Linked DNA regions of Homo sapiens: region 2 is linked to region 1. A link is a loop called in an ENCODE intact Hi-C map of the cell type or tissue named here. Cell type or tissue: mammary epithelial cell. All regions are shown on one strand. Links, peaks and the distances in the headings refer to the core of each region. The heading gives the core; the rest is flanking DNA.

Region 1 (10,795 bases), core at 3,612-8,611:
ATTGGACACTCTGGCAGGTGGTGAAGGGTATGGAGATTAGGGAACTAAGAGGAGTTCTGTTTTCTTTTGTTTGGGACTTGCTTTCTGCAGCTCTTTTGAGGAGCTGGACCAAAGAACAATTTTAAGAGTGGGCCCAGGCTGGTGATGGGTTGGGCACATTTTTGAAATAGAATTGGAGTCTGTTTGATCTTCAAACATGAGCTTTGGAGACTGTCAGCAGGCTCCCTCCCGGCCGATGAATGGCTCTCAGTAACTTTTCCTAAAACATAACCTCACACACACTTTCCAGCAAATGTTTTCACCCTACCAAAGCCATCATTTGGTTGAACAGGAGTGTCTCCCGACCCCAAAGAAAGATAGTTTTGTTGTTTTAAGAGAGACGGATTAAAGACAGGGGCTGCTTAGCCAGAGTTTGTGTGTGCTCCCTTCAGCCTTTGTCGGATTCCTCTGTGGTTGGTGCAAAGAGAGTGTTGAGAGTGATGGTGGATACCTCACCTCCCCATCCTAAAAAAGATATCGAGGCCAGACCTAGGCCTCTGAACAGAGAGGCCTCCCACAAACCTGCCTCCGAAATGAGATGGGCGGTGAGCGCCGGGGGTCCCGACACAGATAATATCAGCTCCCGAGGCTGGCAAGGGAAAAGTCACTTCAGAGGGAGAAAGCGGCTATGTTCAGAGGAATCAGCACTGGGCCATAGAATACACAGGATTTTCCCCCGTGGAGAAGGAGTCAGGCGTAGTCAGAACCCTGCAGGGCGTGACTAACTGCCCCAATACTCCTGCCACTGGGGCCCTCTGGGTAAGGACTCCACAATTATGGGAGAGCCAGCAGGAGAACCGACAAACCCGCCTTTCATTTGGCCGGCAAATCAATCTGGCTTCTTACCTCCCCAGGGACAATATTGCATTTCCCTTGGAAAAACAAAGGCCAGAGATCTTGGAAAGGGGATCAGTTTCTGCCGCTGTTTCCCTGGTGAAGAGCTTGCAACATCTCCGGAGGAGCAAGCAGGTCTGATTCCAATGGTAGTTTCTGGTCCAGCCAATTTATGAGGCTGTCTCCTTAATGGGCAGCACGTCTCTGAGCCATGCCTCACTCAGGAAATTGACCCAAGCCCCATCTTGGGGCCTCCTTGAAGGAGTCCCCATCCTGGGATTGACAGCCCCGTTCTCAAGGCACAGATGTGAACTCATTGTTCCCAGGGTCTCAGAGTTGAGTTTGGGGCCAGTGAGTAGCAAGTGACCTCTGCCCATGGAGAAGGGGCTTTTAATGACATTTTGCTCTATCAGATCTCTGGCAGCCAGAGACTTTAAACCTCTTAAGCCCCTCCCTTCTCTCCTACTTCTGAGGTTCAGAAATCAGGACTGTCAACCTTTAAGCGAACACGCTTCTCTGAAATTATTAACCTTAAAACTCTCCTGGCTGACTTTCTCCTGGCCTTAGCGAGGCGGTCCGAGGGTCACCTAGAGCTTTGCACAGAGCCGGGAAACTGATGGTGCTTAACCTCAAATGGCAAGCAGCACTCTACTGTCGCCAGGTCCCAGGCAACTCCTTGTTGGCTCAGCCCTGGGAGCCATGCCTTCCTCTTACTTTCTTGGGCACTGTCCACACACCAGCCTCAATACAGCCTCCAGGGCCTCAGGAAGGCCTGACACAAACCGGAAGCCCCCTCTTTTTGTTTTTGATCACTCTGATGCTCTGAGGGAAATTCTTTCTGCCCAGGCAAGCACAGCAGGTGAGGAGTGTACATCCCCAACATGTAATACTGCTGAAATAGAAGCAAACACGCAGACTCTTACCCCAAATTCCAGTATACGCCACTCTCAACTGATACCACCAGAGCAGCCAGGTGCTGCCTCGCTGCCCAGCAGAACCTCTCCTTCCAGAAAAAGGACCTGACTCTGGCTGCCTCCCCCTCCCCCTCGGAGAAGAAAGACAATCAGAGAAGAGGACCCAGGTACCCAGGGCTGTCAGCTCCGGGCTGGGGCACTGCATGCCTACCTGGGAGAAGTTGAGCCCGTTGTTGAGGGGATGGCACTGCTCCTCCACCTGCTCCACAGCCCCTGTGGTCTTCTTCATCTTCTCAGCCTGCTGGGCCAGGTAGAGGTCGAGCACGGGCACACCACGGAAGCGCACGTCCCTCTCTGTGAGCGAGTTTACCATGAGCATCACCCAGACGGGCCTCTTGCGCTCCCAGTTGCCCGCGATGGCATTGAATAGGTAGTCAGCATAGAGCCCCTTGCCCCGCTGAGCGGGCGTCATCCAGGAGGGCATCATCAACTTCACGTAGTCCAGGTGGCGCTTCAAGCGCCAGTAAAGCTCGTGGGGCAGCACGTCCTGCAGGTTTTCCCCGTGCGGCAGCAGCTGGCAGCTGGCCAGGGCCGAGATGGTGTAGGGGTCTGTAAGGTCCAGCTCAAAGTAGACACGGGTGCTAGCCTGGAAGGCTGCCTTGGAGTTGTCCGGGATGAAGTCCCAGACGCGGGTGTAGGGGACGTGAATAGTGCCAAACAGGTAGGCCGGAGGATCACGCCGAATCGTCCACAGGAAGGAGTTCAAGTCCCTCTGCTGCAGGAGTAGAGAAGAGGCAAGGCAGTGAGGCCGAAGGCAACAGAGTAGAGTCAGGGTAGCCCAGAGGCACGTTGCAGAGGGAGGTGGGGATGGGAGGCAGAGACCATACACAGGCCGTGGTAAAGAGCCAGGTCTTTGGAGCCTGAAAGACCCACATTGAAAACCTAGCTTTGCCCTGTCTTAGATGTATGATCTTGAGTGAATCATTTCACTTCCACAGGCTCAGTTTCCTCATCTGTAAAATGGGGGTGAAAGCAACTACCTCGGGTTGTTGGGAGGATTAAAAGATACAATATATGTATATTAAGCCCTCAGAGCAGTGCCAGGTACAGAGGAAGTCAGCAATGAAGGGAAACTCTCATGATTAGCGTTCCCTGTGAGTGCCAAGGACTGCCACACCACCTGAGAATATTCATGCTTGGCCAAGTCAAACCTTCACCGGTGGTGTTTCATGCGGAGGGTGGGGAAAGGAGGACCAAGAGTCCTGCTCTGGCAAGAAGGGAGGAAGTCATATAACTTTTAAATCCAACCATTAGAAGATATAAGCCAAGAGCACTTTGAAAGCAGAACACCTATTAAAAATAGCACACCTATTTAAACAGCTACTTCACATTCATCACGGTGAATACACTTTTCTTTTTGGAGGGCAGGTCTGGGGTGTCAGCTACTTTGCTCGACCAGCTGAGACCATAGATGAGAAAGTGCTTTAAAATCTTGCAAGGCCAAGTCAAGTTTCAGAATCTGGTTTGGGAGGAAAGGATTCCATTACAATTAGTCCCAAGAAATGTACATATTCTGGGTACTTTCCAGGCTCCTCCCCTAAAAATGTATACCTGATTTCCAACCCCAGTTGTTTGTCATTTTCTATGACCTAAGCTCCGACTTAGGGGAGTGTGTGTGCGTGTGTGTGTGTGTGTGTGCGCGTGTGTGTGTATGTAGGAGCTGAAGAGAGGCATGCAGACAGGGGTCCTTTCTACAGATCCAAGTCAGGGCTAGGCATAAAGGGCAAAGCCATTTTCCAACCAGAAAAATCCCTGGAGTGCCCACTGACCACTTGCAAGCTTTAGACCAACTCATAACACTTTTCTGCCTGATTCTGGCACAAATGAAAAGTATGTGTTGGGATGGGTGGGTTGTGGGAGAACAGTACCTTACTTTACTAACAACCCCAAACTGTTAATCCCAGCATGTTGGCGATAGACTGAGAGCCCAGTCAGCCAACGAGCTCCCTGTTTGTGCACAAGGCAGGCTGCTGGAGGTGCACCTTGCCCAAGGTCAGCGAATTCCGGGCTAACAGGCAGCACACCTACAGCAGCCAGACCCTATGGTCTCCTGGCCTCCAATTCAGGGTTACTGTCAATGCATTAATTTACACTTAGAGGGAAAGATACTGAAGGAAATAAAGAGGTTCTTTGTTTTGGAAGGAATATTAGGAGAACCAGTAATTACTCGACCCCAAGAAATATTAGGCCAGTATGTCCTGGCATTGCCTTTTCCTCTCCTCTGAAATCTTCCCTCTTTTCACGAAATATGGACGCTTGGGAGAGTAGGTGGTGGGAGCCTGGGCCGCAGAGATGGAGGTGAGAACGAGGAACAGGGAGAAAGTTTGTCTTAGGTCAGAGTGGGAGGGCAGGGAGAGAGAGGGAAGCCTGGGAGGGGGCAGAGTGTGTGAATGGGAGAGCAAAAGGGTTCGATGGAAGTCAAGAGAAGGGCAAGGAACGGTAGAAAAACACAGTCAGAAGCGGGCAGAGAGACCAGAAGGGTAAAGACAGAAAAAATATGAGAAAGGAGAGACAAAAAGGGGCAGAGAGAGAGGAGGCGTCCAAGCAGGACCACAAGTCAAGAGGAGAGCCCCAGAGCGGCAGCGTGTGGAGAAGGAACCGGAGAGGGAGCGCCCCTTCTCGCTCCTGGCTGGGAGCTGGAGCCGGGACAGGCAGGAGCGAAGGAAGGGCGCCCGAGGCTGCGCCCGGGGGGTGGAGGTGGAGCGGGCGGGCTAAGGTGGGTGCGGAAGCAGGACCCAAACCATGGTCCCACGGGACTAGAATACCCAGGCAGGCGGGAGAGTGGCCGGGCAGGCGCTCGCTCACCGATCCGGGCGGCCGGCACTGTCCTCCGTCCGGGGGCTGCGGGCGGGCGCGAGCGGTGGCGAGGAGGGCGGCGAGCAGCGGCCCCGCCAGGGCGGCGTGCATCCTGCCAGGGCCCGCGGGGCGCGGGGGACCCTCCTGGGCGGCGCCCCTCAGCGGGGCGGGGAGCCCCCAGTTGGGCACGGAGTTTCCTCTGGAGCACGGGGCTCCAGCCGCAGGATGCTGGGCGCCCTCTGGGGCGTGGCTGACTGTCCCTGTCGGACCTGGGGGTTTCTCTGGGGCCGGGCTCCGTCTGTTGGAAGAGGGAGACCCTCTAGGGCTGGGCCCCTCCCCCGGGCGCTCAACCTCGCTGGCCGAGCCCCCGGGTGCTGAGGGCGTGTTGGGGTCCGGGGGCGCGCGGGGTCCCGGAGCTGCGTCGCGGTCCAGGGGCGCGCGGGGTTCCTGGGGCAGAACCGAGAACCCGGGGTGCGCAAGGGTCCCGGGGTTATGCTGGGCACCCGGGGCACGCAAGGGTCCCAGGGGTGCGCGGCGCTCCAGGAGGCGCGCAGTGGGACAAGTGCGGCGGAAGGCGCGGCAGGGGTGGGGGGCGGCTCTGGGGCGACCGGCTGCCCCCGAGCCCGGCTCAGAGGGGCGGCGGGCGGCCGCGCGGCCGCTGCCCGGGCTCCGCCATGCTGCTCCGCGGCCGGGAGGGAGGGAGAGAGGAGGGCGGGAGAGCGGCGCGGAGCCGGGCCGGGCTGGGGGCTGGGGCCGCTGGGGCGGGGGAGGGGAGGACCTGGCGCGGGGGGCGGGGGGGCGAGGGGCCGGGGCCGCGCCGGGCCGGGCCGGGACGGGCCGGGCGGCAGGGAGTCAGGGCTAGCTCCGCGCCCGGGCGCGGCGAGGCGGGGTCTGATGGGCATGGCAGGCGCTCGCTCGCTCCTCTCTCGCTCCCTCGTTCGCTCCCTCACACGCGCGGAGGGAGGCGAAGCCCGCAGCAGCCACTTCCCAACTTTCCAAACTTCCCAGCGCAACTTTTTCCTCCCCTCCCCTGCCCGCGCCTCCTCCTCCCCCATCCCTCCTCCTTCCCTTCGCCAGGCGCGACCGGGCCGCAGCTTCCCCGTGCGGCCGCCAGAGGGCGCCCGGGCTAAGGACCCGCTCGGCCAACCTCCGCCGGCTCGGCGGCGGACGCGGACTGGTGGCAGCGACAGATTTGGGGACCAGCCTCGCCCAACGCATCCGTCCCGCAGATCCTGGCAGGAGCGAACAGCGAGAGGGACAGGAGTTGGACTGGGGAGGCAGCAATCACACAAAATTCAGAAAGCTGCTGTGTGCAACCTTATGTCACGCGTAGCTCTGGGATGCGCTTGGTAGATGCTCTGCAAACACCAAATGTAAAAGAAAAGAAAAGAAATCCTCAAAATTCCTTGGAATCTTCCATTTAAGTAATCCCCTCTTATCTATGTCCTTGGACCCACGCAGGATCCCTGTGTCTGTCTCTGGAAGAGTGAGAATTGATATCCCAGTTTCTTAGACCACAAGACTTGAAAGACCCCTTAAACCAACCTACCCTTCCTCAAGAGGCAAATGAGACTTAGAGAAGGCCAGAGCACAAGATCTAAGCTTCTGAGCCGTTTCCAGCAAATGAAGAAAGGGAGGCACAGGCACCCCTGCTTGGTTCTGTTAAAGGAGAGTTTGTCGTCTCTTCCTATCCTGACAACAAAGATTGACAGATGAATTAGGTCATACTGTCAGGAGCCCACAGCCTAGAGAAGGAGACAGACAGAGACAGATATGCAAAGACGCCATTAAAATACAGATGATGAGGGCCAGGAGAGACAGAAGCACAAGGAAATGGGAGCAGAGAGGAAGAGCTCCTAACACAGCTCAGAGGCCCAGGGAAGACGCCTGGGAGATGGTCTTGAAAAATAAGTCAGAGGTAGCTTAGAGAAGGAGGTGCACATGCCTTCCAAGCGGAGGAAGAGCAGGTGCCAAGGCGCAGCAGTGTGAGAGCACACCTGCAGGGGACTGCAAGCAGTTACCCATGGCTGCGGCAAAAAGCAAGTGGCAGGAGCTGAAGTTGTGTCTTCTGGCCAAGCTGGGGAGTCTGTCCGTTCTAGGTATCAGGTCATAGGAAGTCACTGCAAGATTTGAAGTTTAAGGTGGCTAGAGTAGATCTGTGCTCATCGGGGGCATGAATTGGAGGGGGCAAGTTGGAGGCAGGGAGACCAGTGGGCAGATAGTCAGTGAGGAGGGAGCCAGAGCCCAAGCCTCGGTCTCCTGACTCCCAGCCCAGTGTTCTCCCCACTTCTCCCACTCATGCCTGCAGGTACCAGATTGAGCAGCTAGAAAATGACCATACTAGAAGGCTGAGTGAGAAAGACCAAGCAGGGCTGGAGGGCCAGAAAGGTTTTCCAGAGCACAGGATCTGGGTGGTTGGGAGGAACACGGGAAGGAAAGAAGGGGACACCAGAGACTGGCAGGTTTACCCTCATGTGCACATGAAGTTGCCACTTTTGTAAGTTACAAGTGAATGCATGTTGGCAATTTCATATGGTTCAACTTACTGGGTGTCTGGAGCAACCTCAGCCTCTTAGCTACACACACACTTGGTGACAGACACCAAGCAGGCCAGAGTGCCCAGACGGTATGTATGAGAGCACAGGACAGCGCCATGCTTCCCACACACAGAGCTCTGAGACCTGCAGCTCTGACAAGAGATGTCCTTTAAAGAGTCTCCACTTTCCGGAGCTCCAAAACTCCCTACAAGGTCACCACTCTGCTGGTAAGGATGAGGGGAAGTGAGAACTGAATTCCACTGGAGGGAGGGTCATGGTTCTCATTGGAGAATTAGAAGACACAAGTCAGATAGTGGATAAGAAAGAGCCTGATCAATTTAAAACAATGATGTGTGTAAATATGTGTGTGGATTTAAAAAACCTTCCCCTGCTGTATTGTAAACAAAGTTTCCCTGGTATCTTTTTTCCTAAAATTATAAAAGTTTTGTTGGCTAATTTTCATGAGTGTCAGCTATGACTTCCTCCTCCATGGTACACGTGGTGACTGTGACCAAGGCAGGACAGTTAGCTTTTCTGTGCCTCTCTTTCCCCAGCCAGTTTCCTGTCCCCCTCACTTTCTGTGCGTCAATGTGTGCAATAATGTCTTAAGATCTTTACCAGTATTGTTACTGATATTCTTAAAGAGAAGCAAGAACAAATAGATTTTTCTGTTCCTAGATATATACCCAAGAGAACTGAGGACATTCATCGACACAAAAACTTCTACGTAAAGCCTGATAGCAGCATTATTTATTATAGCCAAAAGGTGGAAACAACCCAAGTGTTCATCAACTTATGAATAAATTAACAAAATGTGATATATAAAAATATCATATCATATGCTAAATATATACATTTAAAAAACATGTTATAGTCATATGATGGAATATTATTTGGCCATAAAACAAAATGAAGCACTGATACATGCTATTTCCAGGATAGGATAAATCAGTCTTGAAAACATTATGCCAAATGAAGCCAGTTGCAAGAGGACGTATATTATATTATTCCATTTATATGAAATGTTCAGAATAGGCAAATATATAGCAAGGCAGAAAGTAGAGTGGTGGTTGCCTAGGGCTAGGAAGAATGGGGGCAATCGTGGGGCCATAGCTGAAGAGTGCTGGGTTTCCTTTTGGAGTAATGAAAATATTCTAGAATGGTGATGGTTGCACAACTCTGTGAATATATTAAAAACCATTGAATTACATTTTAAATGGGTGGATTGTAGGGTATGTGAATTATATCTCCATAAAGCTGTTACCAAATAAATAAATAAGTTTGGGGCCTCAGGAGAGAGTGTTCCTCAAGACTCAAGAGCAAGGGTCTCAGTGTTTTCAAACCATTTTTTTCCTCCCACATCGTGTAGTGTGAGAAACCCTGGATGATGATAATCCTAAGTCCTGGAGACGTATCCTTCCTCTGCTAACATCTCACGAGGTAGCTTTGGGTAATTCACTTGTTCTCTCTGGACCTGAGTAGGAACTGAGGTTCCATGTCATCAGTATGAAGAAGTTTGTGGAGCAGGTCACCTTTAGGAGCCTCTATACATAACACTGGAATTCTGAGCCCCTTGGCCACAGCCTGCTTAGAGCCTTTAGGCAGGATGGAGAAGAGCACAGGGCTCAAGGGAGAGTCAGGGGACTCGTAGCTTGCCTCCTCTCCCCTGGGCACATTTGGCTCACTTTCCTTTTATTGCATTTTAATTAAGTTGTTCAATCAAATTGGTACCAGGAATTGAAGGCTGTAACAGTTAGGGCAGGAGCAGAAAGCCTTGTAGCGGAACTAAACCAACAAAGTCTGCCTCCTGAGCAGATCCAGGAGCCAGCCCAGTGCTGCTAAAGGGCATCTCTCAGGGAGGCAGAGGAGGGGCTCCCCTGCTCCAGTCCACTGAAAGGAGGAGCTTTGCTGTGGGCCTGAGGGCTGCCCTCCTGCAAGGCCATTGCCCTGGCCATTGGCCACACTGGCATTTTCAAATGGGCCTGGCCTGGCCTGACTTCCAGCTCTGACTCCTATCCCAGTCCTGCTCCTTCCTACCCACCCTCAGGCTCTATCTCCTCCACACCCTCTCCCCCAACTCCCTCACCTGGGTTGGCAGTTAATCCTTGATGATGGAAGGTCATGGGGTGTGGGAGGGAAGGACATGGGGCATGGGAGGGAAGGACAGCTGACTTTAGGACCAAGAGGTTGGCAGTTAAGACAGTCTAGAGTGGTGGAAAGAGCCAGAAAAAGGGCTGGGCACAGTGGCTCACACCTGTAATCCCAGCACTTTGGGGGGCCAAGGCAGACGAAACGTGAGGTCAGGAGTTTGAGACCAGCCTGGCCAATATGGTGAAAACCCGTCTCTACTAAAAATACAAATAATTAGCTGGGCGTACTGGCAGGCACCTGCAATCCCAGCTACTCAGGAGGCTGAGCAGGAGAACCTCTTGAACCCGGGAGGCGTAGGTTGCAGTGAGCCGAAATCACGCCACTGTACTCCAACCTGGGTGACAGAGAGAGACTCTGTCTCAAAAAAAAAAAAATTAAAAAAAAAAGAACCAGAAAAAGTGCAGAAACTAATTCAGAAAAGGGCATTTTCTCCTGGCAATGGGAAAATAGACACATAGTCACAAAAGTGCAACAAAGGATTAAAATTGCCATATAATATGGCATTCATTAAAAACAAAACCCCTACGTGGGCCTGCCCAGTGGGGGAGTAGAGAGTACATAGGAATCAGTCCAGGGTTTTGTTCCTAGGGAGCTTGCAATCCAGTGAGGAAGACAGAGATGCAAACAAACAGGGGGCTTTGGGAAACAAATAGAGGGGACAAAAGGAGCAACGAAGTCAGCCTTAGGAGAAAGGAGATCAGCAAAGGTCTTTGCTGAGAAGGTCATGTTTCAGTTGATTTTTAAAGATGAGCAGGAGTTGGACAGGGAATAGGAAGAAGGGAAGGTCAGGCAGTGGGAACTGAATGTGCTAAGACATGGGACTGCAATTGCTTGGCACATACAGGGATTGTCAACAATGAAGGCGGAGAGGAGAGGCAGAATGGAGGAGAACTACTGGGGAGACTCAGAAATCAGACTGTACCAGGAAGGACTATGCATTATCTTGGAAATCCCTTCATCCTGCCATTCAGAGGAGATAATCCCCTGAGCTTGCTCTGCATAAATTGTGGGTGCTGGTTGAGGGTGGCTGACCTGCCAGGTACCAGACGGGCTGTGTGCAGCCTCAGGGATATAATAGCAATGAGAGGCATTGGCTGTGTTAACTCACAAATATTTACTGGGTCCCCATATGAATTGTGGTGTCTTAGGCAGGAAGGAATATAGTCCTGCCCTCTGGATACTTGCCATTTCTGAACAAGACAAAACATGGGTAGGTGGTAAGTTAAGATGCATTTATGTGAATAGTGCTGCGATGAATATGGTAGGTATAGATATCTCTGGATCATGCTGTTTTCATTTCCTATAGATATATACCCAGAAGTGGGATTGCTGGATCAAATGGTAGTCCTATTTCTAATTTTTTGAAGAGCATTCATTCTGTTTTTCATAATGGCTTTACCAATTTACATTCTTACCGACAGTATAGACGGACTGGTCAAAAGTATAAATTTTCAGTTATATGAT
Region 2 (5,000 bases), core at 1-5,000, 240 kb after region 1:
TTTAGCAAGACCAGTCTGTGTGGACAACTCTGTACGAGGCAGGCTTGTGGGTAGGCAGGGAGATTGTCCATGGGGAGTTTGCAGTGGTCCAGGTAGGTGGACCAAGTCAGTGGCATCAGAGATGGAGAGAAGGGATTTAAAGATGTTTGTGAGGTTGAATTGACAGGACTTGATTTGAGGGATAATATAGACAGAGAAATCCAAGAAGCCTCCCAGATCTTGGCCTTTAGGTGGTGGGCTTATAATAATATTGAGATTAGGGACATATGAAGAGAGGTGGGATTATGGAGGGCAGCAGAGTAGAGTTATTCCCTCCCTGTGGTAGAAGGAGGAGTGAATCCGGGAAGTAGTGGCCATGGAGGGAGGCCCAGCTAGGACAGAGCTGCCCTGAGGGGCAGGTTGGAGGTAAGCAGGGAGGGGAGCAGAGCAAGGGTCTCAGGTAGCCCTAAGGTCTGCTGTGAGGCTGGAAAGACAATAACTAAAGAGGGGAACAGAAGGCCCCAGAGGGAGATGGGCACCTGAGTTTGGAGCACTTGAGCCTGAGGCACCTGTGACACTTCAAGGGAGAGAGGGGGACATCAGAAGGTGGTTAAATATATGGATTTGGAAGGAAAGAGGACTGAGGTGGCACCAGGGCTGGGATCATCTCCCCAGGGGTGAGCAGCCATATCTCTAGAAGCTTGGTCACTGTCAGAGAAACTTCAGATACCAGTGGGTCCCATCCTCCCTTGTTCAAGTGGAAAAATAGGCCCAGAAATGGCAAGGAGCTAGTCCAAGGATCATACATACAGCTGGTTACTTGCAGAGCCAGGAAATAAGCCCAAAGCTGCTACCTCCCAAGCCAGGGCTTTAGCCCAACACCACCATGTCAATGAAGAAGGTATGGAAACACTAAACAGATCCACCCAATTATTAATAATCACCTTTCTCTTCTCCCCAGCAGCAACCCACTAACCAAGTGTCTACAAGCTGTGAAACCTAGACTGAGATGTCGAAGCTTCAGAGAACCTTAGAGATTACCTAGTCTTACATAACTTAATAGGATAGATGAGGAAACTGAGGCTTAGGGTGGGGGGTGGAGGGGCAAATGAGTCACCCAAGGCCACATAGCAAGGCAGGGACAGAGCCTGGGCAGAACCCAGCCTCTAGTTCTGTGGTCTAGGATTTCTTATCTGTGCTGGATGGGAGCCTCATCCAACCCCTTCCCTCTCTCATCCCCACCCCCAGCTCCTGACTCTACAGAATGCTCCAGCAGCCTCTGTAGTCCTGGAAGAGCCGGCCTTAATGGGCCAGCCGTTCACATGAGCCTCGTCTCTCCCCAGGTCTGCGGGGGCTGATGATTGCCGTGATCATGGCCGCTCTCATGAGCTCACTCACCTCCATCTTCAACAGCAGCAGCACCCTGTTCACCATTGATGTGTGGCAGCGCTTCCGCAGGAAGTCAACAGAGCAGGAGCTGATGGTGGTGGGCAGGTGCGCCGGCCCCTCCTTCCCTCCTTCCGAAGTGCCCTCTCCCCTCTGCCCTGCCCTGGGTTACCCTGAACAGAGGTGGCTGGGTTGGACCCTGGACTGGCAGCCAGAGCACCGGGTTCAAGCTCCAGCTCTCCACATGATTTCAAGTAAGTCCTTCGCCAACCCTGGACCACTCCTCCTTTCAGAATAATAGGAAAAAACACCTCTTCCCTGGTAACTTTATCTTGAAATTGATCAACAGGGTTGTCGAGAGATGAAAAAGTACTTAAGAAATGAAAGGTAAACTGTGTAAGTGCATGGAAAGTTAGCAAGCAGCTCACCCAAGGTATTCCCAACCAACTCCGGATGTTAAGCCCGGTTAAAAAAAAATGCTATTAATTTGATCCATCAGATTCACTCTGAACATCTACTGTGCATCACATCCCACATGCAGGGGACCCACGGATGGGTCATATGGCCCTGCCCTCAGCGTGCTCACAGTTTATTAAGGAAGGTAGAAACACAGGTAACACAGCAAGGTATTTGCGTCAATGGAGATTTTCATAGGAGGGCTCTCTCCAAATGATGCAGAGCCTTGGACACCAAGCTAAGGAATTCGAACTTTATCTTGTGGGTAACAGTTTTATGCTTTTAAAAGCATAACTTGGTGGCTAAAATTTTTGGTTTTCCATAGGCTGGAGATTTGTAGTTTACATAAGGTTAAGGGGCCCTTTTTTAGATCTTTGCTTCATAATCGAAGGTTCCCTAACTTGGATTTCTGGACTAAAGTTCTCCCACTTTGTGGATAGGTACTTGAATTTAGGAAGCTTGCTCTTTCACATCTCCCTGCCTTTGCACTCACTGTTCTTTCCACTAGGATGCCTTCTGCCCAGGGCTGCCTAATGGATTCCTACTGCTTGCTCATCTGTGCACCCCCAGCCCTAGGCAAGGGGACTGGCCATTGCAGGATCTGAGTGCAGGACAGATTGTGCAAAGAGGAGGGGGATGAGCAGCAGGGAAGCTACTTGGGGGGCTGATGCTCTAGTGGAGTCTGAGAGAGGCAAAATGGGAGGAAAAGGAGAGGAGAAGACAGGTATGCAGTGACATGTCAAAAGAAGCATTCCTTATCTGTGCATATGAACTGGTTTTGCTACCATTTCCTCAATCAGTGAGGTTTGTGCTCTATCTACTGGTCATATGTGTTATTGCACCCAACACATCCAAGAAAAGTTTTTCATCAACAACTTCACACATCTGCAAAATCATACATGCAGAATGCTTTGGGGACTTAGGTCTGAGCCACAGTTTGTTGAGAAGGAGTCAGGTGAATAAGTGGGATTCTTTCCCAAGATCAATGCCACAGTAAGGGAGAGAGGATCAGCGCGTGGAGGAAGGAGCAGTCCCTGGAAGCTGCAGTCATCCTGGGAAAGAGCTGCCCTACACAGGGCAGGGATGGAAAAGAGAAGACATTCTAAGCAGAGACCAGAGGCCTTTGACTGGGGTGGGGGGTGGGGTGGAATGTATGAATTCCTCCTTGAACAGCAACAGGTGGGTGACATGACCTTGAAGCCGTCTAATATATAAGTGCCACGGAGGCATTAGAATTATAAGGTTCTTCAGTTCCAAAATTCCTATATTCTGGGATTTTAAGACTAAGTTTCTGAATCTTAGTATTTGAGATTCTGGCTGCCAACCTTCTCTGATCTAGTGATTGTACATTCCCCTTCTTTCTCCCTTCCTGGTTCCTGTGCATCACCTTCACCCCACACCACACCATGCCCACCCGAGTGTGCCTCAGTGCCCTGTGCTCTCTCTGGCAGAGTGTTTGTGGTGTTCCTGGTTGTCATCAGCATCCTCTGGATCCCCATCATCCAAAGCTCCAACAGTGGGCAGCTCTTCGACTACATCCAGGCTGTCACCAGTTACCTGGCCCCACCCATCACCGCTCTCTTCCTGCTGGCCATCTTCTGCAAGAGGGTCACAGAGCCCGTGAGTGCAGTGTACCTGTCTCTCACATACAGCAGAGGGGCTGGAGACCTGGTCTGTCAATCACCTGGTCTCTGTGACCTTGAGAAAATCCACTTCCCCTCTAGGCTTCCATTTTCCTGACCACAGCATCCAGCCTAGATTCATTCATTCACTCAACAAACATTTATCAGCCTTATAATGGCAGCTCCAGGGATGCAGTAGTTTACGAGATTCACATAGATGGGCCATCACTTGGCTGGCAGAGAGATAACTGAATAAACAATAGTTACAAAGTATGCTGGCTGGTGGGAGAGTAAAGGGCACAAGCACCTAACCTATGGGGCTCCTGGGAGGAGTCAGGTAAGACTTCCTGGATGAAGTGACATCTGAGCTGAGGCCTGAAGGATTAATGAGAGGGGGAAGAATGTTCCAGACACAAGGAACAGTGTGTGTGAACGTGCAAGAGAGACTGTAAGATCTCTAGGGTCTGTTCCATGTCTAACAATATAAGGTTCTATGTGTAAGCAAAATAACAGCAATGACAATGATGATGACAAAGTGTGACCTTACAAGGGCTCCTGCACTTGCATTATTCATGCAGTGCCACTGAAACCTGACAGAATCTGGGAGGAAGCTAGCGGTACCCCAGGGCTGGAGCCTTGGTTACTCCCCAGGATAGCCTAGAAGAGACAGGCTGGCTGTACCTTGAGAAGCTGAGGGATATCATGGACACCACTCCACAAAAATAATGTGAGAGCTCAAGGTCATTGAAAATGAGGTCATGGAACCCCCTCCCTTGATGGTGCACCTAAGCAAGTGTCTACTGTCTGCACAGGTCTCATCTCACTGACAACCATGCCGCACAGCAGTACCTGGCTGAACTCTGGGTGTTTCTGCTCATTCCAAAGTTTTTGAAATCAGGATCAGTATCTCCCATACTCTTACATGCTGGGAACAGGTACAGGTTAGGGCCAAATGGAGCTATAAAGAAGAAAGACATGAGAAGTACCAGAGCTTTTCTTAAAAACAACAGCAACTAAAGGAAAGTCTCTATTCTGATTTCTGATTTATCATGACAGAAGTTTGGGAAGGGGATCCTGGTATTCCCTGATTATTACAAAAGTTTATTCCATTTTAGTTGAATATTAACCATCTGTTAATTAACTTAGTACTGATTTAATTTTATGAATTTTTAAATTACTGCCCCCAATAAGAAAACTCTGAGTCAGCACGGCCGAGTCATTGGTTCAGTCAGTTCACAATGGAGCCAGGATTCAAATCTTAGTCTACCTGACTCTAGAGCCCCTATTCCACTGTGCCTTTAAGTCAAGACGAAGTCTCAGTATTAATGGAGAACTCATTTTCCCATTAGTAGATGGATTTGCCCAACATGGCAATAAACCAGTGGGAGAGAGATTTGGGGAGAGAGTAGTTTTACCTTCCTAGGGTCTCCCACCTGGATCTCACCTCAGCTCTTGTCTGCCCTCTCTCACAGGGAGCTTTCTGGGGCCTCGTGTTTGGCCTGGGAGTGGGGCTTCTGCGTATGATCCTGGAGTTCTCATACCCAGCGCCAGCCTGTG

The links. Hi-C counts contacts between places; a loop is a spot of excess contacts. Peaks named below come from ENCODE experiments on the same cell type or tissue, not always from the same donor. Only the 100,000 strongest peaks of a DNase experiment are listed, where the experiment ranks them.
Region 2: it touches region 1 in a loop (12-fold over the local background); 12 of 110 quality-filtered maps call a loop at or near these places.

The regions. Positions count from the first base shown.
Region 1 is chr1:47,992,036-48,002,830 of GRCh38, forward strand. TRABD2B (TraB domain containing 2B) reads right to left here and starts at 5,350. Exons shown (of 7, transcript NM_001194986.2): 1 at 4,653-5,350; 2 at 1,999-2,562. The coding sequence starts at 4,754. RefSeq lists an enhancer at 5,842-5,891. In mammary epithelial cell, for the core only: a CTCF peak has its summit at 5,755 (motif pointing right); a DNase peak (open chromatin) is centred at 5,706; H3K4me3 peaks cover 2,022 bases.
Region 2 is chr1:48,234,407-48,239,406 of GRCh38, forward strand. It overlaps SLC5A9 (solute carrier family 5 member 9), which reads left to right. Exons shown (of 14, transcript NM_001011547.3): 10 at 1,323-1,473; 11 at 3,273-3,441; 12 at 4,916-5,000. Among named protein-coding and RNA genes, the nearest start is that of SLC5A9, 14 kb to the left of the region's middle. In mammary epithelial cell, for the core only: a CTCF peak has its summit at 2,638; no DNase peak of the experiment used is centred there.